Linked DNA regions of Homo sapiens: region 1 is linked to region 2. The links are chromatin loops, found by intact Hi-C in ENCODE. Cell type or tissue: Caco-2. All regions are shown on one strand.

What was found. Peaks named below come from ENCODE experiments on the same cell type or tissue, not always from the same donor. Only the 100,000 strongest peaks of a DNase experiment are listed, where the experiment ranks them.
Region 1: it touches region 2 in a loop (23-fold over the local background); 11 of 110 quality-filtered maps call a loop at or near these places.

The regions. Positions count from the first base shown.
Region 1 is chr4:54,231,446-54,239,445 of GRCh38, reverse strand. All of the region lies in intron 1 of PDGFRA (platelet derived growth factor receptor alpha), which reads right to left. Among named protein-coding and RNA genes, the nearest start is that of PDGFRA, 6.2 kb to the right of the region's middle. RefSeq lists silencers at 4,914-5,021, 5,983-6,092 and enhancers at 5,086-5,135, 5,643-5,762, 5,573-6,123. In Caco-2, CTCF peaks have their summits at 4,788, 4,999 (motif pointing right), 6,269 and 6,477; DNase peaks (open chromatin) are centred at 5,045, 5,315, 6,035, 6,395 and 1 weaker place; H3K4me3 peaks cover 2,875 bases.
Region 2 is chr4:53,308,894-53,316,893 of GRCh38, reverse strand. SCFD2 (sec1 family domain containing 2) reads left to right here. Exons shown (of 9, transcript NM_152540.4): 3 at 3,131-3,258. Among named protein-coding and RNA genes, the nearest start is that of SCFD2, 53 kb to the left of the region's middle. In Caco-2, no CTCF peak of the experiment used is centred here; a DNase peak (open chromatin) is centred at 3,203.

The DNA of each region.
Region 1 (8,000 bases), 920 kb before region 2:
CAAAGGTTCTTGGCTTCATGCAGGAAGGAATTCAAGAGCAAGCCAAAAGAGTAAAATGACAGCAAATATATTAAGAAAGTAAAAGAATAAAAGAGTGGCTACTCCATGGGCACAGCAACTGCATGGCTGCTTGAGTGAGTATACCTATAGTTATTTCTTGATTATACGCTCAACAAGCGGTAGAAGATTCATGAGTTTTCCCTGAAAGGGACAGGTAATTCCCAGGACTGAGGGTTCCTCCCCTTTTTAGACCATATAGAGTATCTCTGGTCATTGCTATGGCATTTGTAAACTGCCATGGCACTGGTGGGAGTGTCTTTTAACATGCTAATGCATTATAATTAGTGTGTAATAAGCAGTAGGGATGACCAGAGGTCACTTTCATCACCATCTTCGTTTTGGTGGGTTTTGGCCAGCTTCTTCACTGCATTCTGGTTTTGCTGGCTTATTTATTTATTTATTTATCTATTTTTGAGACAGGGTCTTATTCCATCACCCAGGCTGGAGTGCAGTGGCCTGATCTCAGCTCACCGCAGCCTCCATCCTCCCATCTCAGCCTGCCACCCAACTGCCCCTCAGACCAGTAGCTGGGACTATAGGCCTGCACCATCATGCCCAGCTCATGTTTTTAAAATTATTGTTTGTAGAGACAAGGTCTCACTATGTTGTCCAGGCTCATCTTGAAATCCTGGGCTCAAGCAATCTTCCTGCCTTGGCCTCCCAAAGTACTATGATTACAGGAATGAGCCACCAAACCTGGCCTGCAACCTGTTTTATCACTGGGGTCTTTATGACCTGTATCTATCAACTCCTATACCAACTCCTTTCTCTCCTGTGACTACAAATGTGTAACCTCCTGGGAATGCAGCCCAGCAGGTCTCATCCTCTTCTTACCTAGGCCCTATTCAAGATGAAGTCACTCTGGTATGAACTCCTCTGATGCTAACTCATACAATGGAGTGAGCCTAATGGGACACAATTTGTTCCATCATTGGCTTTGGAAGCTAAAATATGTGTGCATGTGATTCCTGAGTAAACTGGTTTAAAAAAAAGAAAGAGTGAGAGAGAAATTCAATGTATTCATATATTGCTGTGTTTAGCCCTAGTTGGGTTTGGTTTGGTTGGAGGGGATCCAGGATCCAGAAGATAATAGCCTAATCAAAGTTTTTGGTGGGGCCTAATCATGTATTTCTACCGTAAGGTGGCCTACTTTGCAGAAATCAGATTTCTGTTTTATTGAATGCTACCAGGAAAATGGGAGAGGAAGAGAACACAGAGAAAAAGGTGGAAGGCTCCTCACAGGAAGGGGAGTGGGGTATGTAGAAAACAAAGTAAGAGAAGGAGAAACCATTATTTACTAAGCCAAAGTTTGCATGTGCATGCTGTGTTTGTGAAGAATAACCCTGTGATTACTTAGAGCTGATTTTAAGAAGTGGCAGTTGAGGCTCAGAGAGGTTTTGCAAATGACCCAAAGTCACACAGCCAGTGACAGAGCCAGGATTTGAACACAAGGTCGTGTGATACAAACGCCATGCCCTCTCCACTTCACCATATGGTCTCTCTCAAGGGAAGGTCAGTGTTTTAGCCATATCCCACCCCTGTGTGCCACCTACTTGCCTGACTATTTCCTAGGGCAAATTATACCTCCTCCTTCCATTTTCCTCCTTTGCTCACCACAGCAGGAGAAACACAATTACAGTGCTGTGAACCCAAATGCAATTCACACAATGCTGGCTGGCTGATGGCCTCCGAGGATCCTGACATGTGCCTGGGATGCAAGGCTTCCACACTGCTGCGGTGGCAGGCACAGTGGGCCCCAGAGCCAGGCTGGCCAGCCTGATTTACCACAATTAGCAGTAATGCTTGTGTGTTTGTACATATAAATATCAGCCTCCCACTGACAATCCACTCAGCAAACTTCAAACAAGGCCTCCAGAGCCAGCTTGATGTCTTTGGTTTTATCACATTTAGAACCCATATTTCTTTGGCAAGACTTGCCAAAGATGCATCTTTAAAGCTTTCTCCAGCTTAAAAGAAGGGCTCACTGCTTTTCCTGTGCAAGCTCTAAGCAGTGCTTTGCCCTGGCCAGACACTCCCAGATTTCCTTCAGTGCCTCCAGATACAGTGGACCCTCTGCCAGGAAAGATTATTTACTGACATATAAAGTGGCCAATGAGGCCGGGCGTGGTGGCTCACATCTGTAATCCCAACACTTTGGAAGGCTGAGGTGGGCAGATCACTTGAGGTCAGGAGTTCAAGACCATCCTGGCCGACATGATGAAACCCCATCTCTACTAAAAATACAAAAAATTAGCCAGGCATGGCGGCAGGTACCTATAATCCCAGCTACTCGGGAGGCTGAGGCAGGAGAATGGCTTCAACCCAGTAGGCAGAGGTTGCAGTGAGCCAGGATCTCGCCACTGCACTCCAGCCTGGGTGACAGAGCAAGATTCTGTCTCAAAAAAAAAGTGGGCAATGGAAACAGGTCCTCTGAGCAAGCCATCAGGAAGGAAGAGAATAAACATGTGTTTGTTGCTTAAGATTCCAAACCCCAATCTCTGATAACAGTGGTTCCCTGGGTAGAAATCAGGCCTGTTTGTGAACTTTCTTTTTTTCTTTTTTCTTTCTTTCTTTTTCTTTTTTTAGATGGAGTCTTGCACTGCCGCCTGGGCTGGAGTGCAGTGGCATGATCTCAGCTCATTGCAACCTCTGCCTCCCAAGTTCAAGCGATTCTCCTGTCTCAGCCTCCCGAGTAGCTGGTATTACAGGTGCCCACCATCATGGCCAGCTAATTTCTTGTATTTTTAGTACAGACAGGGTTTCACCATGTTGGTCAGGCTGATCTCGAACTCCTGACCTCGTGATTCACCCACGTCGGCTTCCCAAAGTGCTGGGATTACAGGCGTGAGCCACTGTGCTCAGCGTGTTTGTGAAGTTTCATGTCATTACTTATCTATAACTCAGACAGTTTACTCATGAATAATGGCAGTGCTTGCCCCACAGGGAGGTAATGAAGAAAAATGGGAAACATGGGGAATTTCCTCACCTATTAGACCTGTAGTGAGGCTCTCTGGGAGTGAGTCTTGCTGTTCCTGCCACTTTTATCTACTCTAAATGCTCATCCTTAATTAGTAACTGCTATTCTGGAGCTCATCTAAAGTCAGGTGTGCAAATATAAGTAACTGAAACTACAAATTCTGAGAAACATGGCACCATAAGAATCCGTGAGAACAACCCCCTTTGCAGGGAAGAACACTAGATTTCACCCAAATCTTTTCTTCAATCATAATTACTTCCCTCATGCCAACTACATGTTGAACTTCAGCCCCCATTCTCAATAATCACAGCTCAAAAAACATTTGCCATAACTTAGAGGAACAAACTGAGAAAGAGACCCCCCGCCCTGTTGACTCTCAGGCAGGTGACTTGTGCTTTTCCACCATCCTCTTGGCCTTCTTATGCTTTCTCTCAGAAGAAAGGATGGAAATCACATTGGACTAGCCACTGATCCCAAATCTGATACTCTATCCAACTCTCTGAACCTCAGTCTTTTCTTCTAGGAAGCACGACTACCAAGGCCTGACTGGTTGCTTGCCCTGTGGCATTCTTGTAAGGACTAAATTATATAGTTTAATTGAAAGTGCTTTGATTTTCACGACTTTTTCTGCAGACTCCCAAGATATTTTAGATCGGCTCCTTCAACTTCTCCTTAACTAAGAAAGTGAGGGATGCCCCAGAAGCCACATGACTTGCCCTGCACCTCCTACCTCCTGGAGACATGGATCTGAACTCTGATTCAGCCCACACCAGCAGTCCACTCCCATGACCCTGTTACCTCCAGCCTGGTGTGGCTATAAAGACCATTCAAAGATGAGCCAATATATACAGTCACAGAAACAGAGAAACAAATGACTTTGCAGCTACTATCCTTTCTCTTTAACAGGGTGCCATCTCCTGCCCTGCAAACAGAAGTAAAGAGCCATTGGACATGACTCTATAACCAAAGGCAATGTGCAAAGGTAGTGTAAACAGACAGTAGGCAATGCAAGGCTCTATTTCCAGAAGGACTAACAGCAAGACATTCTTCTCCTAAAGCCAGAGAGTTGGCTTCTCAATCACCAATTGCACAGTGCATCCCATTGCAGAACCACTGAATATTGAATTTCACCCCACCCTCACATGATTAAAGACCACAGGAGACTCTCTCACAGCCCCAAAAGCCACTGGTGACTTCAAGATTCAGATTTCCGAGGCTCAGTTAATTTCAGCTCTCCTAAGTTAATTCTAACTGTGAAAATTACACATTTTCCTTTTTCTACGCAGTCTCCTAACTTCAGCCCAGGCAAACCAAGTGCAGGTCTACACTGGTGGAAACTTCTCCCTGTTTTCCAGCAGAGGGTGTGTTTACCAGGACCTCTGCACCCTACCAGAGCCTGTTTTGTTGTTTTGATCTCCCGGAGCTCCATCAGACATTCCAGTAATGGGAGGGGGCTGGAGTGTTTTTAAACAGGAGCCTTTTATGGGACAATCTGGGCTCATAAACATGCCTGCTCTCCTCTCACCATATATTTAACCACGGGAGAATAAAATGACATATCCTTTTGAATATCACCAAACGGGTGTGACTCCTAATGGCACAACCTTAGGAGTAGCAGTAGCAGTTTGAGCATTCGGCTTGAGGTCACCAAGGCCCCGACATAGGTCTCCTCACTCAGAAACGGGAACATCAATGCCCCCCCACTACCCTCCTCACAGGCCAGCTCTGATAATAAGATGTTCACTATGTAAATGCAAAGCATTAACAACCAAGGAGAAACACAACACAAATTTCCACGAAATAAAAATGTTGTCTTCCAGCAATTCTTGTAGCCTCACAGCAAAAGAAAATCAGTCACCTATTACGGTCCTACTGAGCAAAAAATAAATAAAAAATAAAAAATAAAGCACCTTCCTAATGGTCTCCGCGAAGCCCATTCTCACAGCGGGTCGCAGTAGTTCTTACGAGTGGCCAGCAGATGGCAGTGTTGGTCCAAGGACGTGCGTCCACGGGTTGCGACACAGACGCCGCTGCGAGGAATTCTGAGCTCCACTACCCCAAATGTTAATTTCCAGTCTCTTCCTTCCTTAGGTTGTACTTTTAGCTTTCGTGGTGACCTCAGTTGAAAGCCCGCGGGGTTTAAGCAGAAATAGGAAAACTGCTGTTGAAAATGGCTAAATCTCCTCGGGACCCCAGGAGAATTCGGGGACATCTCCCCATCATCCCCATCATCATCCCCATCACCGGGAGCTGGTGCGCCGGGGCAGCGGGGCTTCGGGAAGACGTCTTCGGAGCCGGGAAGACGACGCTGCTGGGCTAGGCCGCAGAGGCTCAGCCGGACTCGCTACTAGGGTTCTGTGCAACCCACGCTCTCGCCACCTCAGCATTTCCGCCCCCTCGGGGCAGGGGGACCGCCTGGACCTCGACGCCGTTCCCGGGCCGCGCTGTCCTATCTGTCCGCGCGCCACCGCCGCCCCCATAAACCAGCCTGGCGAGGGCCGCGACGGCCGCGCAGCTGATTGGAAACGACTGTTACCGTTGCACAATAACGCAGGGTCGTAAAACAAACAAACAGCAACAGGCCGCCCGCGGGGCAAGGGAGCTGGCGAGGGGCTGGAACGCAGAAGACGGCGCCTGCCCCCCAAGAACGCACGGGACCCGTCCTCCTCCACACTCCCCTGCTTCTCCCACATTGAATTACAAGGACGTCCCATTCTCAATCCAAACCCAGAGACCTCGGCCCCCTCTCGTCCACCCGGCGCCTCCCGGGCCCACACAGAGCCTGCGAGGAGTCCACTGGCTGCCCGGAGGAGGGGAAAGGTGACCCAGATTAGCCTCCGCTCCGGGCCCCCGGGGTTCCAGCGCTGCGCTCCACTGAGATAGCGGCGCCGACCGCCCGGGGCTGGGGAAAGCGGGATGCGTCCCCGGAGCCCACTAGAGGGCGCGACAGCCCCGCGAATCTTACCCGGCTCGCCAGCTAGCTCGCCCGCAGCCCAGGCTCCTGGTCCCCGACAGCGCAGCCGGGAGTGCTGCGCGCAGACTTCGCCCGGGAGGCTCTGCGCTCGGACTGTCCAGCCCCCGCCACTGTCCGGCTTCTGACCCCGGGACCCAGAGGAACACTGCGCGGTCCGCTCTCCCTCCCACCTCCACCAAGTCCTCGGCGGCTTGGTTGTCCCGGGGTTGGCGGCGATGCCCAGCCGCTCCGGGGACCTGCGCCCCTGCGCCCCTGCGCGCCGCGCTCTGAACCTCAGAGCTGCAGAGGCCGCTGCGCCCCAGGCACGACGCTCTGCGTTTGCATTGTTTTCAACTGAGACCCGAGAGGGGGCCGGGCGGGTGTGGAGAGAGGGGGGAGAGCGGGAAGAGAATCCGGGCGGGTGGGGGGAAAGGGGCCGAGGGGTTTAGGGTTACAGGAGCTCGCCAGCGCCTCCTATGGGCACGAGAGCCGCACGGCCGTGGGTAGCGGCTCACCGGGAATGCTGAGGAGAGCTAGCATGCGCCCTCTCGGCATTTAAGAACCGTTCCTGGCCGGGCGCGGTGGCTTACGCCTGTAAATCCCAGCACTTTGGGAGGCCGAGGTGGGCGGATCACCTGAGGTCAGGAGTTCGAGACCAGCATGGCCAATATGGTGAAACCCCGTCTCTACTAAAAATACAAAAATTAGCCTGGCGTGGTGGCGGGCACCTGTAATCCCAGTTACTCGGGAGGCTGAGGCAGGAGAATCGCTTGAACCTGGGAGGCAGAGGTTGCAGTGAGCCGAGATCGCACCACTGCACTTCAGCCTGGGCGACAGAGCGAGACTCTTGTCACACACACACACAAAAGTGCCTTCTGGTGCCACCTTGCCCGACACGCGCCATAGCCGCCTCTGCCCCCTCAAGAGTCCGCGCCCACCCGCGCTTGTCGCTCCCCTTTCGCGGGGGCCGAGAAACTGCAGTAGGAGGCAGGGAAGGAGGCGCCCCAAGTCGGGTTTCCCATTATTCCCTCCTACAATCTACTTTTTCAGCCCATCCCAGGTTCGCTCATTGATCAGTTTAAAACAAAAGGAAATGCCGCCGAGCCACTTCAGCAAACGACAACCATCTGGCAGAACCCGAATTAGGGGGAAGTTGGGAGAAGCCATTTGCCCCCGATCCTGCATCTTGCGCCCCAGGCGAGACCGAAAGATTATCTGCCGCCCCAAGGCTGATGCTGCGGTTGGACCCGGCGAGTTAGACCCGGGGAACCCTGAGACCCACACCTTTCGGTCACCGATCCGGCTTTTAGCTCTTTTCCTAGAATTGTCACTTTTCCACCAGCAACGTATAACCTGGTCGCAGCTCCCCGGAGGTCAAAGGGAGTACTTCCCTGTGGGGTCTGCAGGAAGGCGCTGGCCACCACGTCCCCAAAACGCGTCCCGCCGCTGCGCGCCGCCCACGGTCCGTCCCCAGGAGGCACAAAATGGGCCCGCCTCGGCGCCAGACGTGTTTGCAGCTGGAAAGCCCGGCCCAATGCCCCTCCCCCTGCATCCCTCCTCAGTCCGCGTCCCGAGAGGAAACTGGCCCAGGGGCGCAGAGCTGGGAGCCTGGGATCTCCTTCAAGTCCTTCTCGATCTAAGGATTTAAACAAGAGCCAGGGCACCGGGGGCTAACGACGGGTTCATTCTTGGCTTCCCCTCACTCTTGTGAACGAGGTCCAGCTGCACTTGGGTCAACCCAAAACTGCAAGCTCCGAAGCAGGGCCTGACCAGGGCGTCAAAGCGAGCCTGGTCGGCCTTGCGCCTGTCGGGGAGTCGAGGCAGGGCCTCCTCATCTTGAGGGTTGTGGAAAGGAGGAGGCCGAGGAGAAAGGGAGAAGAGGGGATGCAATTCAGCAGTGCCGGGGTCCAGGTTGACCAGATTAGGGGTCGGGGATGGGACAGCGCGGCGGCTGGGGAGGTGCGCACGCCCGGAGAGCCCCTTCCTCCCCTCCTGTGGCTCCGGGGATGT
Region 2 (8,000 bases):
TTGTGATCTGCCTGCCTTGGCCTCCCAAAATGCTGGAATTACAGGTGTGAGCCACTGCGCCCGGCCCAGAATTGTTTATATCAGCAAAACAATTTTTAAGAAAACATGACCTGAGTATGTATCACTGTTAGAGATCATGGAAACTTTGTATTTCTTCTAAAATATTTTAATAGACAAGAGCCAGATAGTACAAGCTTCAAGTGACTTTAGTACATCTGCACTAATCAAGATTGTATGAATAAGCATACTCAGTGTAATTAAGTAAGTGAATTCATCCAATATATCACAAACTCCTGAACATAGTGAATTAAAGACCATGAATATAAGACAATACCACTTATAACAACAGTAATACTAGTAACAACTACAACCACCACCACACAACTTACATTTATTGTGAATCAGGAAAGTGCTTTAAATGAATTATATTATTTAATCCTACAACAATCCTGTGAATTCACTATTATAACTTCCAACTCCACAGATACCAAAAAGAGAGCATTAATTATGTGCACAGTTACACAATTAACAAGTATCATTTATTCAGTATTTACTGAGTGTACCCACCAGAGATCTGCACTGTTCTAGGTAGTGAAGAATTAGCAATGAGTAAAACAAAGTCCCTGCCTTCATAGAAGGACCCCACCTTTTATGAGAGAGACAGACAACAAATAAACATGGAAACATAATAAGTCAGCTGGTAATTAGAATTATGTAGAACAGTAAAGCCCAGTAAGTAGACAACAGAGTGCTAGCATAAGATGCTGTGATAGGCAATGTCACTTTTTTAAGCAGGGCAGTAAGGGGAGACCTCTCTGATAAGGTGATGTTTTAGCAGATACCTGGAGGGAGAGAGAGATTTGTAGAAAGAGTGTTCCTCTGCTTGGAATACGGGAGAAGAATGGTCTAGGAGGCCATGTATTTGGAGTGGGTGAGGAGGAGCATGGTTGGAGTTCGAACCCAGATTTATCTGACTGCGGAGTCCATAAACCACTACACCAATCTGATGGGGCAACCACAACGTTACCTAACTTACTGTGATTTTAGAGATGAATTAGCCAGATACATATTCTCATGGAAAAGAGGAGGGTAGTGACATTCTACTCTGAAAGTTCTGGGTTGCGTTGAGACTTATGTGAGAAATCCCTGTGTTTTGTGGAGAGATATTGTTGAGACTAGAGAACAATTATGAAGCATAAGTTTGGGAAACTGGGATTGTAACTCCCATGCTCAGAATTCTTCCATGGTTCTTCAATTGCCTGCAGAGCTTTAGAGAAATTAAGTAACTTTCTGAAAGCCTCATAGCAAACAGACCTCCTTTTGAATTATGATAAAGACTGTATTCATAACTGCTGAGCTATGCTGTTCTTCTCAAAGTGTGAAATCAATCACATGCTCCTTGGCTTCCTGTCACCTACATATCAAAGTTGACATGACTTGGCAAGGAATGCAGAACCCCCAGAGTGTGGCTGCACCTTCTTTTATGCTCTCCTTCCACTGCCCCTCCCCGTGCACCTTGGCATGCAACAGAACAGTGCTCCTCAGGGTCATGTTCCTAGGATTTTTTGCATTCTGAAATGTCCTTCTTTCTCTTGTTTTGTAACCAAGATTTTATATCTTTCTTGAAGGCTTTTTTTTTTTTTTTTTGCCATTTTCCTTCCCAGATTGAGTTTTAACTTCTTCCCAGGCTGCTTTTAGAGCTTATGTATCTTTGTACTTGCTCATCATTTCCAGTAGAAATCATTCCTTCAGTCCCTATCCTCCCAGCTAGGATTATGCTTGCATAAACACCTATGCAAGCATTGACCATGGCTTTTATTACCACACTTTTTTAGTAATTTATTTGCTTTTGTATCTGCCTTGTCTTCTAAACTATGCCATTCAAAGCTTTTTAAAAATCTGTATCCCAACCAAATACAGGGCTTGGCATGTAGTTTACCTGCTTACTTAAATTAAACTTAAGAATATTAGATGCAGAGTTATAATGATGACAGATTTGATCAGATTAAAACAAGTGGAGTATGTTGAGCAGTAATATTAGTTCATTATGGAAAGATACATGATAATAAAAACTATTCAATGAAAGATTATAATGTGTCAGGCATTAAACTCAGTGTAAAAATACATCATTCTATTATTCAATATCCAATTCAAATTTGGAAGATATGTCTTATTAGGTATAACTTTAAAACTAAATTAAAATCTTAATAGATGTAACTTTAAAACTAAATTAAAAATGTATTTATTTTTGAACTATTACTAAGTGGATAGTAGGAGAGTGAGTAGGGCTTTAATTGGAGGAAAAAGTCTTTAGAAAGGGACAGAAGTCATCCTTGTTTCTTTGTATTCAGTTTTTAAAACGTTACTACAAATGTGTATACTTGGCTACATGGCAGAGATCTTCCGGAAAGAACACTGCCCTCATTTATAATTTGGACATAGCATGTTGGGTGAGACAGAGGGCTATTGGAGAAGTGAGCCCAGATGAGACCTTGCATATAATGCAGTGCTTCGTGCTGTTATCAACGGTTAATTGTAAAGGTTTTAGTAAGTACCATCCTTCCAACCTAAGGCCCAAAGTGGGATACTTCAGGCCATGGCTACTTAGCATAATTCCTGATTTTCATTTAGTAGGAAGCCTACTAATTAGGAAGTCTGTTGAGTAATTTTTGAATGAAATGCTCATTGCTGATTGCTTTGTTTCTTGGACAAGTATTTAATCTCGAATTGATATAGTGCTTATAATCACTGATAAATCATTTTGAGACTTGCATTTAATTTTGGCTTATATAACATTTATATTACTCTAGTGATGTTGAGTTGAATTCTGAAAGATTTAAGTGCAAAATCTTTGAAAAAATTTATCACATAGTTTTCCCACACTTCTCATCACACAGTACAGCTTTTCTTCCCTTTTTTTCACTTGATTTTATTGTTTCCTTAATTTCTCAATATTTTCTGCCAATTATGTGAATTAGACATTCTTTATTTAATCCTAATACTTAGAGTCTATCAGTAGGAAAGACTACATTAATGCTCAAAAATATATTTTAAAAAGTATTTTGCTTTCAACCCTTTCCAGTATCCAGTAGAAATTTATTCTAAAGCTCTTTTTGTGATTTTCCTGCAGTGACACCACAGCCAAAGCCCTATGGGAAGCTTTACTGAACACTAAGCACAAAGAGGCAGTGATGGAAGTTCGGAGACATCTAGTGGAAGCGGCAAGCAGAGAAAACCTGCCAATCAAGATGAGTATGGGTAAGCCTAAACCTAGGACACAGGCAGCCTCTGAGGAAGCTTATTTAAACCTGTTCTGAATTGTGGGCCAAGCTAGCCAACATGGAATCTAGGCCAAAGTAGTAACGACTTTTGTATACTGTTGAAAGAATAGGGAAGGAATATGTGCACGCTGCCCTTGGGCTCAGCAATGACCACTTTTCTTAGACTCAGCTTTGGGAACTCTCTAGGAGAGTTTTTGCTTACAAAGAATAATTATTTTAGTTTCTTATTGATCTATTTTAGAACTGTCAAAATTGGTCTGGACTACCTCTCCTTAATTCTATTCCAACCCTACTCCCTTTTTTCCCCCATTCTTCCCCTATTACCCCACTTATGGTGGGTAAAAGTTCTCTTATTACTTTCGAATTAGTGACTGAAATGGTACTGAGAAAAGAATTGAGCAGTCAGACATGGTCTGGCCTAGTCCCTCACCCTTAGAGTCCTAATTGTCAAGTCACATCAGCGTTATTTCTTCTTCACCAGGAATTACATACCTAATTTTTCTATTTCTTGTTTTTTTTCACATCCATCTTTGTCTTTGGTATTAGATGAATATGATTGCAATGGAATTTAAGTTTTAAATGGCTTTTTTTCTTTTGATCAAAAAGTCAGAGAACCACAGAAGTAATGCGTTGATTTTAGAAAAAAAATTTGGCTTTTAATTTTTTTGTTTTAAAAAATATTAAATAATTTTATTGATACAGAAATATTTAAATATGGATATTGAATCTGGTTAATAGGTAGAATTTGTTTCTGGAAGTTTGCAAAATTTTATTTTTCTCTTTTAAAAATAAGGTTTCTCTCTTATAATCTGTTCTTAGGTATTCAGTAAATATTAGTACATTTTATTGGATGGGAAAATTTTTCTTTGCTGAGATTCATAGGCCAAGTTCTTGATTACACATGGGGGCAAAAATCAAACTAAGTTGAAATAGAACAAAATTTGAAAGTAGCAGAATATGGATGAATCTAGGAAGAAAAATGTTACAGGGTTATAACATGAAAAGAATATGACTTTTAGTGTATTAGGTAACTATATTTGAGGGCTGCAAGGAACATAATGATGATAAGAAAAGTGAAATAACTAACCATTATTGAGAACTTACAGTATGCTAGGTCTTTGGACTGTTTATATGTGTTATCTTATTTCATTCTTAGAGTAATTCTATGAAACAGGTACTATTAGTATCCCATTTTGCAGGTAGGGAAACTGAAACAGAAAAATAAGTTGCCCAAGGCCATATATCTGATAAGTGGTAGGACTGGAATTCAAATCCAAGAATTTTGATGCCACGTAATATGCACTTTATTTATAAAATCATCCTAATTTGTACAGCCAATGCCGGAAGTGGTTTTGAAGGGTGAGAGCTCTTTTACTAGTTTTGAATTAATAAATGAACTGTCATACTAAAAACAATTTAGCAGACAGACATGCCCTAGCCTGGTCCCTCACCCTTAGAGTGGGTCTCAAATTTGCTGCACTGAGATATCCTGGCACTTGACTATTAATTGTCTTTCCTTTCTTCCTCCTTTCTTCCTTCCTTCTGTCCCTCCATCTCCCATCCCCTTCTCTCCTTTCCTTTCCATAGCCCTAGGTACACATTAGTAACAAGTGTATTTACCTCATTGAGTGTCTTATTCTTAAGTATGTTGAAACAAGAACTAATTAATATTGTGAATCGGCCGGACGCAGTGGCTCTCGACTATAATCCTAGCACTTTGGGAGGCCGAGGCAGGCGGATCACGAGATCAAGAGACTGAGACCCTCCTGGCCAATATGGTGAAACCCTGTCTCTACTAAAAATACAAAAATTAGCTGGGTGTGGTGGCGCGCACCTGTAGTCCCACCTACTCAGGAGGCTGAGGCAGGAGAATAGCTTGAACCCAGAAGGCAGAGGTTCCAGTGAGCTGAGATTGCGCCACTGCACTCCAGCCTGGCAACAGAGTGAGACACCGTTTAAAAAAAAAAAATTGTGAATCAAGGAAAGTAGGAATGCACAAAGGGTCTTCATGCTAAGGTTAATTTATATTGTGTTTCAGTGATACAACATTATGATACTATCACAGAGCATAAATCAGTTTCTATTGCTCGATTCAGGACTCTTAAAAGAGCAACAAACTACTTTTCTAAAGGGCCGTATCTTTGAAAAATAAGCAGAGCCACAAATTTTTAAAAAGGACAGGTAATCCCATAAGCAATTCACATTTAAATGTTTGAGTTTTCTGTCAATCAAAAAAAAAAATTTTTTTTAAGATAGAATTGTTTGCTTTATTCCACAACTCTAGATAGGGGCTGGGGTGAGAGTGGGAGGAAGAAAGAAGGAAAAAAACAGAGGATTGTTAGCAAACTTCTGTTGTAAGAAGGACCAAAAAGATTGATTCAAAGCATACTCCAACCATGTGCCCACTACTCTTTAGTAACAGATAACACAGTATGGCTGCCCATTTTTGCTTCATATCACTAGCCGGAATTTCTTGGGTCTCATTTTCATATATAAACAGATTCATAACTATGAACAGTAAGGAAGAGAACTGGAACTTGTAAACATAATAAAACATTGATTTTTGAAAACTGTCTATCATATAGCTTATCATATAGCATTTAAAACTATAACATATATTTTAAACTATGCACAATTCTCCCATCCTTGCTATAGTTTCTACTGAAGTATAAATTTTTCTGACTGTGATAAAGGCTTCTAGTATTTTTGAGATGTTAAACAGATTTTAATTATAGACTCACGATTCCCTTGTATTTAAATTTATGGGGAGGGATCCCATGATTGAAACCTCATATCTTAAATATAAAATTTCTCAGTACAAGGTAAATTCATGTTAAAACGTTATGAGCACCAAGAGAAATAAACATCATCTACTTAAAGGAAAAATGTTTAATTGCTAAAAGACAGAGAAAAATTCATTTTATTATTGCACATATAAACATGTCATCCTTCTGAGAGCTTGTTATTAAATTGTCAGTTAACTAAATAGATATGTTCCAGAAAAGTGACTTTGAAAACACTGAAATGCAGTTGTATTTTTCCCACTGGCTTTCATAATGAAAAATGTATTCTGAAAGTAACAAAACAAATAGACCATTAGAAATCCATTTGTTTAAGTCTAAAATGGCCACTCACAGAAGAAATGAGTAGATGATGCCCATCTCAAACGCTGATACATTTTACAGAGAATCTTTCACTGGAATATGATTGTGGTTGAGGAACTTCACATATCTGTCCTATAGTTCTCTACAAAGTGGACATATTCCCCAGTGTTTAATGGGTGACAGAACTATTCTATTATATTAGAGCCAAAGTAAAACAGATATCTTTATGATACTGTCTTTTCTTTGTAGCCAGAGTTCTTGAAAGAGTGTTCTATGCTTGATGCCTCTGTTTCTTTATTATTTTCTTACTAATGTAGTGCAGTCTGGCTCATGACACTTTTTTACTGGAAAGCCTCCCAGACCACTAAATATAAGGACATTTTTGCCAGTCACCATCCTTCTCGACCTCTTTGCAGCATTCACTACTAGACTTTGCCACTTTCTTATATGTCTCTCTGTGTTTTCTGTGACTTTAGCCTCTTCTGATTGTGATGGAGTATAAAGTCAATTATATCTGAGGGTGAATCACAGTTCTGCCACTTATTAGCCAAACTTCAATTTCTTTGTCCATAAAATAGGGGAAATAGCTATTTTCTGGACTTTTGAAGGAGAATAAAAGCTCTGAGCAGAGGGAAGTTATGACTATCAAGCAAACTGGAATGAGTAAGCTATAGTTACAGTCTCTGCCTATGGGAACATCTGCACGGGAAACTAAATTATAAGGTTATTTGATGAGAGTGAATGCAAAGCAAACAGATCAAGTTAGATTATTTCTCCTTTCTTTCTCGGAAATGTACTAATTCATTCTTTCCACTTCACTCATCTTTTTCTAGGCTTTATGCTAAATATCTCCCTTCTGATAACCCTGTCTTTTTTTAAGCAGAATTCTAAATAGTTTTTCCATGTTCAGCCTGGTTATAATTCCATTGCATTGCCTCTTTCCTGACTCTGTTCATTCCTCCTGACTCCTCCTCCCTGCACCGCCAACATCCCCTTGACTGTATTTGGGATTCCTAATCCTCTGTGGTCACACTTTTATGGAAAAAATCTCTGGAGTTACATTTCTAGATGATAATCTGATCCACTACAAGGTGATACTTCTTAATTTGCTCTCCTAGTTCTGGGACATCTTAGTGTCAGCCCTATAAACTCACCACCATTCTCTCTTTTCCTAATTAAATACGATGAGTTCTTTCAACCATTTGGGAAAAGACAAGCCTTTCCTACTTTTTACTTCTAGTTTTAAGTCACTGGCAGAGCTCTAGTTTGTTAACATTCCTCCTAAAATGTGAATTCCAGAACTGAACAAAGATGTTGTCTTGTTTTTCCCCTATTTTGAACACTGTACTGTACTGTGCTTCTCTTTTTTTTTTTTTGAGACGAAGTCTTGCTCTGTCGCCCAGGCTGGAGTGCAGTGGCGTGATCTCGGCTCACTGCAACCTCCGCCGCCTGGGTTCAAGCGATTCTCCTGCCTCAGCCTTCCGAGTAGCTGGGATTACAGGCCCATGCCACCATGCCCGGCTAATTTTTTTATTTTTATCTAGTAGAGACAGGGTTTCACCATGTTGGCCAGGCTGGTCTCAAACTCATGACCTTGTGATCCGCCCGCCTCGGC